Regions from separate parts of the Homo sapiens genome. Here region 1 is linked to region 2. A link is an interaction called in ENCODE POLR2A ChIA-PET data of the cell type or tissue named here. Cell type or tissue: CD4-positive, alpha-beta T cell. All regions are shown on one strand. Region 1 overlaps VOPP1 (VOPP1 WW domain binding protein). Region 2 overlaps VOPP1 (VOPP1 WW domain binding protein).

Region 1 (5,000 bases), 64 kb before region 2:
CAGAGAAGGAAGTGGATATGTGAGCGTTTCCACCAAAGGTTTCCTGAACGCTTGGCCTGGGTCAGGCACTGGGGCCAACAGGGTGGCCGAGGCAGGGCCCTTACTCCTCAGGAGCTCCTGAAGACCCAACCCTGCAGGAGGAGCCAGGGCCCTGAGTGCATGATCCTTGCTTGGCACAGAGTGTGGGTCAGGTGTAGGAAAGAGTCGGTCGTCATCAAGGAAAGAACACTGTCTTTGGAGATAGTCTCAGACCTGCGGTAAGTTGATGTCTGCCTGCCCAGCCTCTGCACAGAGGGACAGTGCCCCAACTGCATCCTGGGATGGCAGACACAGTGCTGAGCATGTCTGCTGGTTGAGGGCAGCCCACTCCTTCCCATGGTCTCATTAGGACCAAATAAGTTCACGGAAGGGAAGATTCCTTGTAAGCTGAAGTGCTGAGAGTTAAATTTAATCAGAGCCCCAAGGGGGAAAACTAACAACTCACCTTCTGGAAGTCTCGAAAATTTTCATCCAAGTGACACTGAGGCTGAGGCTCCGTTGGTGGAAACTCTGAAGAAGTGTTTTCCAGATGGAAGTGAATAGACCTAGGGTTCTCTAGAGGTGCATGGATGGAAATGGCTGCGGGGCGGGGGACTGGGAGGAGCGGCAGAGACAGGAAGAGCCAATGGCATGTGGGGGCGGCCAGGCCAGAAGGACACTCCCTGGGGTCTGTACTTCACCCTCAGTGAGGCAGCAGGGTTTCCAGGGGGAGCCTGCCCCAGTGCCCTCTGAGCTCACTGAGCTTTGCCCTGATCAGTCAGCCCCACTCTTTTTGCTTGTTTGTGTAATGAAGCCCACTGAAGATAAAATTGCATTCAGAAGAAAGAAAATTATGACCTCAAGGGGAAGCAAAGAGAAACCCACAGTGAATGGGGAGCCCCTGGAGATTTTCTAGCAGGAGTTGGTGTGCTGTGTGCCCTCCTTTCCTATTCTCTATGACAGAGCCCTGCGTAGCCCCCTGAGCTTTGTCAAGGCTGCTGAGAGGTTTAGGGGCAGGTGCAGTGTCAGGAGTCCCCCAGCCAGGCCCTGGCACTAGAGGCCATGCGGCCAGACTTGGATGTGGCAGTGGTCTTGGGGCAGGTGCTGCAGGCTCTACCACTCTTCAACTGTGTCTTCCTGTTCTCCTCTTCTCCCATCAGCAAGCTCACCCCCTGGCTTTTGATGCCAGCCTCCTTTGTGGTGTGGCAGGAATGTCCTGGGAAGAGACAAGGCTTGACCACGTGGATGGAGTGGGAAGACAGGAGGCACTGGGGACAGCATGTGGCTGGGGTGAGCTAGTGGGCGGTGGTACTTTCCCCAAAGTCCAGAGCACTGGGTGGGAGCAGCGCTCAGCTGTAGGGATGTCTGGTGTGAGGTTCTTCTGGGCACCTGGCAGAGATCCCAGGTGGCAACTGGCAGAAGGTCCCCAGCTCAGAGTGGGCCCTGCATGGCGTTGTATGCTGGTGTTCTTTTGTGGGCAGGACACCTGCAAGAGGGCTACAGCTGGAGAAATGGGTGGGGAGGAGTGGCTGTTGACAGCTCCCTGGGCCCAGAGAGAATTGAGTCAGAATTGGGGAAATTGCAGAGCGAGCTCAAAAGCAGAAACCCAGTTGGGGGAAAGTACTGAGCCCAGGGCTCTAAATGACTAATGCAGAAATGATGTTAAGTTTACCTCCAGTCAGAGTGAAACTTTGGGCAGCCCCCGCTCCCTACACGCAGCTGCCCTTCAGGGGAAGTGAGAATTGGCCCAAGCCACAGGTGACCATGACAGGACCTTGCACTAGCTGAGACCCGAGGGTTTAGGAAATTATATGAGAAATGAAGCAAGAGATGATTATCTTTTGACAGCCAAGTCCCCAGATGGAATTTAGATATTTGAACTAGGCCTAAGGAATGTCTGTCTATTAAGTGTCTGTAGAAATTTCTGTCATCTGCTTGCACTTGCTGTTTTACTCTGCTACCATTCTTTTCTCTCTCCATCTCGTAAAAAAAAAAAAAAAGCTACATGAAATGATTTCCTTCACGGATTTTAACAAGCCAGGACACAGTGACAGCTATTAGAAATTATAGCTGACAGGGCTGGGAGACAGCTGTACAGTTTGCTGGTGACCTTGCACAAATGAGTTGTTTTGGGTGGAAAAGCTGTTGCTTATTTACAACACTGAGGCAGAGTTGTTGCTTTTGGATCTGAGTTTTGCCATCCTCCTTCCTGTGGGTGTTTTCACTCATCTACCTCCCTACCCACCCACCACACACTGGGTACGAGAAAAGGTAAGAAGAAAAGACTGGGAGGATCAGAGGATATGAAGGTCAGTCCCCAGACAACATCATCGAAGTTCACCCCATCACTATGTTGATGACTGAGGAGGGAAAGCCAGGTAGGGATTTAGGATTAACCTGAGTGCTGTTCTACATTCAGCCTCCCTTGCTAGTCTCCCTGATGGGGACTTTCCTTTGGTGGGTAGTATGAGGGGTTCTTTGAGTTAGCAGAGTCCCTTCCATCTGAAGAAGCTGAGGCTCAGGGGAGTTTCCAGGCAGTGAGACCCTAGGTCCGGAAGGTTCCCTGATGTGGTGTCCCACATAGCTGCTTCCTCTTTCGTGGTTAAAAGCAGATGGCAGACAGCACAGTCAACCACGGTCATCTCTGAGGCTGACTCAGAGCAGGCAGGTGTTTTTTTGTTTTTGTTTTTTTTTCTTGGCACAGGGAAATCTAAATGAGAGAAGAAATATTTATAAGTGATGGCTCTGGAAGCTGCTTGTGGGTGGACAGTGATGCCCTTCCTGAGTGGGGAAGGCAGGGGCATTTCTGCTGCTGTCCTTGGGCACTGCCTTTCAAGAGCACCACACTGCCCCTTGCATGCACCCACAGACAACACTGAGTGACCGGCCTCCATCCTCACTGGTCTGACCTGGAGGCAGCTGACTGAACCAGCTTTTAGGAGGCACTCATGTGAGTTTGTGTTAAACAGAAATGATTGAGTTGATTGGGTTCAGGAGAGAGACAGAACTGGCATCAAAATCACCTTCCTGGCACATATGTTCTCAGTCCTCCTGGTTTTAGCTTAGGCCTCCACACTGCCAGAGACTCCCTGAAGATTTTCTGATACACAGATGCTGCTTTGGGGCAGCACGTGGAACTGACTCTCTTTCTCCCCAAATTTGCTGTAACAGCTTAGTCCCTTAACATTTATAACCAATCAATTCATGACAAGAAATAGAAAGTCTTCTAAGCACAAGAAATTGCTTTTTGACTCCAGGTTAAATATTACCAGATTTAATGAAAATGCATATTACTAGAATTGAGGGGGTGTGAAATTTGGTAGTAGTGAAAAGGAATGAGAGGAGTACACGTGGCAGTGCTTCCCAGTACCTTCCTGGGAAGAGAATGCTGACAGGGTGTGCCAGAAGCCATGAAAACTTCCATGGAAAGGGGAGGAGCCTCCCTCAGATTGCTTTGAGCTGTATTTTTCCACACCAGGGTATCATTTCCAAGCTGGTGGTTGTAACTAGTGTAGTTTCTAAACTTCTGTTTTTTGTTTGTTTGTTTTTCTGGTTCATTTTGGATCACAGGTTCCATATTCTCACTCTCCATAGAGACACAAAAGTACGTTGTAGAGAATGTTAACTGCATCTTTAGGTTGAGCTTTACTTGACCATGATTCTCAAGAATAAACCGACACAGCACACAATGTAACGACTTAGCAGGAGGCTCTTAGAATAGTGGGCATGCGCCAGGTGGTTCGCATACACTGTTTCATGTAAACCTCAAGGCAAGACAGAAATACCTCTCTCCAGTCTGTAGACAAAGAACCAAAGCTTAGAGACCTTCGGTGACCTGACCATGGTTGGGTCACTGTTCAGGCACAGAAGCAGGCATGCGGCAGGTGCTGTGTGTGTTTATTCTAGTAAGTCACATTGTCTTTAAATGTGGGTGGCACCATCATTTATTCAGCCTTTAGTCAGACTTTAGTCACATCTCAGCTTTTCAATTTCTTGTGCTCTTTACAGTTAGAATCTAGACTTACAGAAATATATGTCATCAGAGAATCCAACACACTTTTCTTCTAAAATAGAAGTCAAATAGGTAGGGTAGTACACAACCCAAATGCAAAAATCCTTATGCATTTTTTGGCATTTTGCCCTTGAAGCTGCTCCACTTATTAATCTTTCTGGGCATTTCTGTCTGCAAAAGGTAAGAAGTTGATATTTTCTCTTAAGTGTGGTGGTTGAGTTTTGGATCTGCTGGCCAAGATTTAGGCCCAACTGGAGGAGAGTAGTCTTTTGGTACATATCTCAGTTATTTCATTTTGGGGGCATAGTAGTTGGAAACAACAAGCCTGTTACTCTTCTCAGACATGTATGAGATCATCAAAGCCGGGTGCCCAAATCATAGACTAGGAGGTGGCAGAGCTGATCTGTTGACTTTTTTTTCATAATGTTACTCTTGCACTCTGCAATTACATCAAAAAAAGATGACTTTTTCTGGGCGCGATGGCTCATGCCTGTAATCCTAGCACTTTGGGAGGCCGAGGTGGGCGGATCCCCTGAGGTCAGGGGTTTGAGACCAGCCTGGCCAACAGGGTGCAACCCCATCTCTACTAAAAATACAAAAAAATTAGTTGGGTGTGGTGGCGCGTGCCTGTAATCCCAGCTACTTGGGAGGCTGGGGCAAGAGAATCGCTTGAACCCAGGAGGCAGAGGTTGCAGTGAGCCAAGATCGCACCACTGCACTCCAGCATGGGCGACACAGCGAGACTCCCTCTCAAAAAAAAAAAAAAAAATTCTGGATTAGGCCTTTAAGGAGAGCATTCAAAGGTTTGGTCCTGTTCATTGCTTTTGTTGGAACTGAGCTGATAACAAAGGTTTATCATATTCATTTATTGCCAGCAGATAACAGTAGCACTGATATTTCTATCTGTTATCGCTGCTTTCAGGCTATTCTAATGAAGTCTCCCACTCATGAGTTTTTTGAATGAATGATG
Region 2 (5,000 bases):
GTCATGTTTCTGTCTCTGTTCATATCCTAAAGATAGACTTCTCCTGCACCGCCAGGGAAGGGTAGCACGTGCAGCTCTCACCGCAGGATGGGGCCTAGAATCAGGCTTGCCTTGGAGGCCTGACAGTGATCTGACATCCACTAAGCAAATTTATTTAAATTCATGGGAAATCACTTCCTGCCCCAAACTGAGACATTGCATTTTGTGAGCTCTTGGTCTGATTTGGAGAAAGGACTGTTACCCATTTTTTTGGTGTGTTTATGGAAGTGCATGTAGAGCGTCCTGCCCTTTGAAATCAGACTGGGTGTGTGTCTTCCCTGGACATCACTGCCTCTCCAGGGCATTCTCAGGCCCGGGGGTCTCCTTCCCTCAGGCAGCTCCAGTGGTGGGTTCTGAAGGGTGCTTTCAAAACGGGGCACATCTGGCTGGGAAGTCACATGGACTCTTCCAGGGAGAGAGACCAGCTGAGGCGTCTCTCTCTGAGGTTGTGTTGGGTCTAAGCGGGTGTGTGCTGGGCTCCAAGGAGGAGGAGCTTGCTGGGAAAAGACAGGAGAAGTACTGACTCAACTGCACTGACCATGTTGTCATAATTAGAATAAAGAAGAAGTGGTCGGAAATGCACATTCCTGGATAGGAATCACAGCTCACCCCAGGATCTCACAGGTAGTCTCCTGAGTAGTTGACGGCTAGCGGGGAGCTAGTTCCGCCGCATAGTTATAGTGTTGATGTGTGAACGCTGACCTGTCCTGTGTGCTAAGAGCTATGCAGCTTAGCTGAGGCGCCTAGATTACTAGATGTGCTGTATCACGGGGAATGAGGTGGGGGTGCTTATTTTTTAATGAACTAATCAGAGCCTCTTGAGAAATTGTTACTCATTGAACTGGAGCATCAAGACATCTCATGGAAGTGGATACGGAGTGATTTGGTGTCCATGCTTTTCACTCTGAGGACATTTAATCGGAGAACCTCCTGGGGAATTTTGTGGGAGACACTTGGGAACAAAACAGACACCCTGGGAATGCAGTTGCAAGCACAGATGCTGCCACCAGTGTCTCTGACCACCCTGGTGTGACTGCTGACTGCCAGCGTGGTACCTCCCATGCTGCAGGCCTCCATCTAAATGAGACAACAAAGCACAATGTTCACTGTTTACAACCAAGACAACTGCGTGGGTCCAAACACTCCTCTTCCTCCAGGTCATTTGTTTTGCATTTTTAATGTCTTTATTTTTTGTAATGAAAAAGCACACTAAGCTGCCCCTGGAATCGGGTGCAGCTGAATAGGCACCCAAAAGTCCGTGACTAAATTTCGTTTGTCTTTTTGATAGCAAATTATGTTAAGAGACAGTGATGGCTAGGGCTCAACAATTTTGTATTCCCATGTTTGTGTGAGACAGAGTTTGTTTTCCCTTGAACTTGGTTAGAATTGTGCTACTGTGAACGCTGATCCTGCATATGGAAGTCCCACTTCGGTGACATTTCCTGGCCATTCTTGTTTCCATTGTGTGGATGGTGGGTTGTGCCCACTTCCTGGAGTGAGACAGCTCCTGGTGTGTAGAATTCCCGGAGCGTCCGTGGTTCAGAGTAAACTTGAAGCAGATCTGTGCATGCTTTTCCTCTGCAACAATTGGCTCGTTTCTCTTTTTTGTTCTCTTTTGATAGGATCCTGTTTCCTATGTGTGCAAAATAAAAATAAATTTGGGCATGTGCTTTGATTGTTTTGTTGGGGGAGTGGGAAAGAGGGTGGAGATGAAGTTTCTAATGAGGAAGGGTGTACAGCAGATCCTTGGTTCAGTGGGGTGAGGTGGGTGGAGGATGCACCTGGTCTCAGGGGAACCAGAAACTAGATGTTATTTGAGAATGTAAGATACAAGCTATGGAGACAATTGTCCCCAGTGGGTAGGAAGACAGAAGCATCGCTGAAGTAATGTACTGTTGATACTGTAAGTTAACCTTGAGCTAGGGCTGTTTTTCACAGGTCGGGGAGCCTTCATCTTAAAACACAGCTCTGCTTGGTCAGAAATAACACTTCTCTCACAGATGCTGCTGAAGGGTGTAGCTGCTACAGTTAAACTGCATTTTAATTATTTATTTTTTATTTTATTTTGTGTTTTAGAGATGGGGTCTCACTGCGTTTCCCAGGCTGGTCTCAAACCATTGGCCTCAAGCAATTCTCCTACCCCAGCCTCTCAAGATGTATTTTAGATGTATCACTAATTGACATAATGTTTGCAAAGAAGCATTTTCTATTTTGCTTCCTTTTTGTTTTTTTAGAGACAGGGTCTTGTTCTGTCACCCAGCCTGGCATGCAGTGGTTCAATCATAGCTCACTGCAGCCTCAAACCTCTAGGCTCAAGCGATCCTCCCACTTCCCAAAGCCGTGGGATTACAGGCATGAGCCACAGTGCTTGGTTTATTTTTGCCTTCTTAAAGCATGGGTCCTAGAGCATGGTCCCTCCCCTAAAAGTCTGTAGAGCATTTGGGGATCACAACTGTGTCCATCCCTGGGAGACGGGCAGTGCACACAAGTATATTGAACAGTCTGAGAAGCATCTTAATGCTGTTTAATCCAGCACTCCCCCAAATTAGTAGGCCATACAGTTCTTTTCCTTGTAGCAGGCAGTGCTGGCAGTAAGCACACCACTTCTGCCCACCCCATATTTGAGGACAGCTGCCCTGAAAGGCAGAACAAAGAAAGGGCAGCAGTGCTCCCAACTCTGTTATTCTGCACCCTTGCAGCTGGGCCTTTTATCAAAGTGCTGTTCTCAGGCAGGGCGCCGACAAATCCACTGACTACTTGGCACTGTGTGTGGTTTTTGAAAGTCTGTTTGATTTTTTTAATATATTTTGCATCTGTTTTCACCTTTAAAAGGCAGCTGCAAATGACCCATTTTTGTGATAAAACTAACTCAGAGTACAGGTGCAACCCCACTGATGTAAACAGCTTTTGAGGCTTTGAGGTTTTAGATGACAGTCATCTAAAACACCAGCTTCTCAAATACATCAGCTTCAGGCCTGGGCTGAGCCTGAGGAGCCTCCTAGGAAGTTAGAGATTTTTGAGCTCAAAGGGCTCAGGAGAGGCCCAATAGTTTTCATGCTTCATTAACCCGAAGGCTTCCCGACAATCGTCCAAGGGTTCCTCAAATGCTCGACTACAAAATAAAATGTTATTTGACCACTTCTAGGCATTTTGTCCTGAAAAATTTAAAGCATACAGAAAAGCTGAAAAAAAATTACCGTGAACACTCATAAACCCACTACCTAGATTCTACAACTATTTATACTATAAAAACTAGTGTACTTTAAAAGAAAAAACTAGTGTACCTTTTCTGACACTTTATATGCTGTATTTTAAAGCTTTGATAGTCACTTTGATCCCAGAATAAGGTAAAAATTAGTTTATCCTCAAATACTGTGACCTGCCTCTCCCTTTTCATTGATCCTAAGCACAGTTCTAGTCAAATCCTTCGAACACTGAGATCTGACCTGCCCATTTTGCAGGAAAACATTATCTTCCCTCCTGTCCCGTGGTACCCTGGGGCTTCACTCCTCCCTTAGGCCAAAGACCTATCTCCACATTGGTGTCATTGACAGCCACTCCTGTGGGGTCCCATGCATGCTTACCTGCAGCTGCAGCTGACGCGGCCCCGCCCAGGCACTTCCAGAGGGGTTCCATCCTGGGCCACCTGCTGGGCCCATCCTCTAGCCCATCCCATAGTTGCAATCCAGTCGCTCATCCAGACAAACCTTCAGGTCCCTCCGAGGTGTGTCTGCCACCAGTAACCATGACTGTTGATCCATCTCATGAGTTTCCAGACCGTTGCACCTCCGCTGGGAAGGGCCAGGCCTCAGCCTTTCCTTGGAAGCTCCTTGGTGCCTCTGCAATTTGCCTACCTCCTCTTGGGGCAGCCAGCACTGCCACCATGGGCCACTTAGAGGGGAAGAGGGAGCTGTGGGCTCCAAAGGCCCCATCATGTTCTCCTCTCCTCCTCAGGGCCTCTCTTTTCTTTCTTTCTTTCTTTTTTTTTCTTTTTTTTTTTTTTTTTCTGAGACGAAGTCTTGCTCTGTCGCCAGGCTGGAGTGCAGTGGTGCAATCTCAGCTCACTTCCACCTCCTCCTCCCGGGTTCAAGGGATTCTCCTGCCTCAGCCTCCTGACTAGCTGGGACTACAGGCACATGCCACCACACTCAGCTAATTTTTGTATTTTTAGTAGAGATGAGTTTCACTACGTTAGCCAGGATGGTCTTGATCTCTTGACCTCGTGATCCGCCCGCCTCGGCCTCCCAAAGTTCTGGGATTACAGGCGTGAGCCACTGCCCCCAGCCAGGGCCTTTTCTCCTGTTAAAAAATGTTTTAGTTACTCTTCAGCACTTCAGTACGTATTCTGAAAAAGAAAATACCAGTTTAGCTTGTTTTATATACTGGAATCCTGCCATCAGTTTTACCTGATAGAAGGGGTGTATTACAGGAACAGGTTTGATGGATACTAATCTCATTCACGACCCTCGTCATGTGAACGGAAAGTAAGCCAGAAGAGGCTGAGCAGCTCACCTGACATCACAGCCACCTATGGGAAAGGAGACCCCACCTGGCCAGCTTCCTCCAGTAAAATGGAAGCAGACGTCATTTACAAGGCAAATGTCATGACTTGAGATGCAAATTGAATGCTCACTTTTATCTGTCCTTCCCAAATGTCATTGAACTTCAAAAAATCTGTAACAGCCCAAAAAAGTGCAAGAACAGAAATGTTGAGTAATTTTTGAAATAGGAGAAGGGAGGTGGGTTGACTGATGGGGAAGGAGATCTGAGGAGATAGAAGTTGAACTGTACACAGAAGGTGGCTGGCGAGGGAGGAGCTGTTTCTCAGAGAGGCTCCGCATTGAGGCCGGCAGGTACAGAGAGCAGAGGGGCTGTGGTAGGGACCGGGGAGATTGACCAATGGCTGTTGCGAGAATAGCTGTGCCAGGGACCAGAGGTCTCCTGCCTGACTCCCTCCTGCC

Evidence for each region. ChIA-PET counts read pairs that join two places held together with the same protein. Peaks named below come from ENCODE experiments on the same cell type or tissue, not always from the same donor. Only the 100,000 strongest peaks of a DNase experiment are listed, where the experiment ranks them.
Region 1: POLR2A ChIA-PET joins it to region 2 with 42 read pairs; 10 of 35 experiments call an interaction of 5 or more read pairs at or near these places.

Annotation. Positions count from the first base shown.
Region 1 is chr7:55,531,150-55,536,149 of GRCh38, reverse strand. All of the region lies in intron 1 of VOPP1 (VOPP1 WW domain binding protein), which reads left to right. Among named protein-coding and RNA genes, the nearest start is that of VOPP1, 39 kb to the left of the region's middle. RefSeq lists enhancers at 14-343, 1,064-1,223, 1,244-1,853, 1,894-1,953, 2,294-2,363 and 2 more. In CD4-positive, alpha-beta T cell, no CTCF peak of the experiment used is centred here; DNase peaks (open chromatin) are centred at 1,649 and 2,579; H3K4me3 peaks cover 1,370 bases; H3K27ac peaks cover 2,135 bases.
Region 2 is chr7:55,467,317-55,472,316 of GRCh38, reverse strand. It overlaps VOPP1 (VOPP1 WW domain binding protein), which reads left to right. Exons shown (of 5, transcript NM_030796.5): 5 at 1-1,704. Among named protein-coding and RNA genes, the nearest start is that of VOPP1, 100 kb to the left of the region's middle. RefSeq lists an enhancer at 3,774-4,275. In CD4-positive, alpha-beta T cell, no CTCF peak of the experiment used is centred here; a DNase peak (open chromatin) is centred at 2,876; H3K27ac peaks cover 3,415 bases.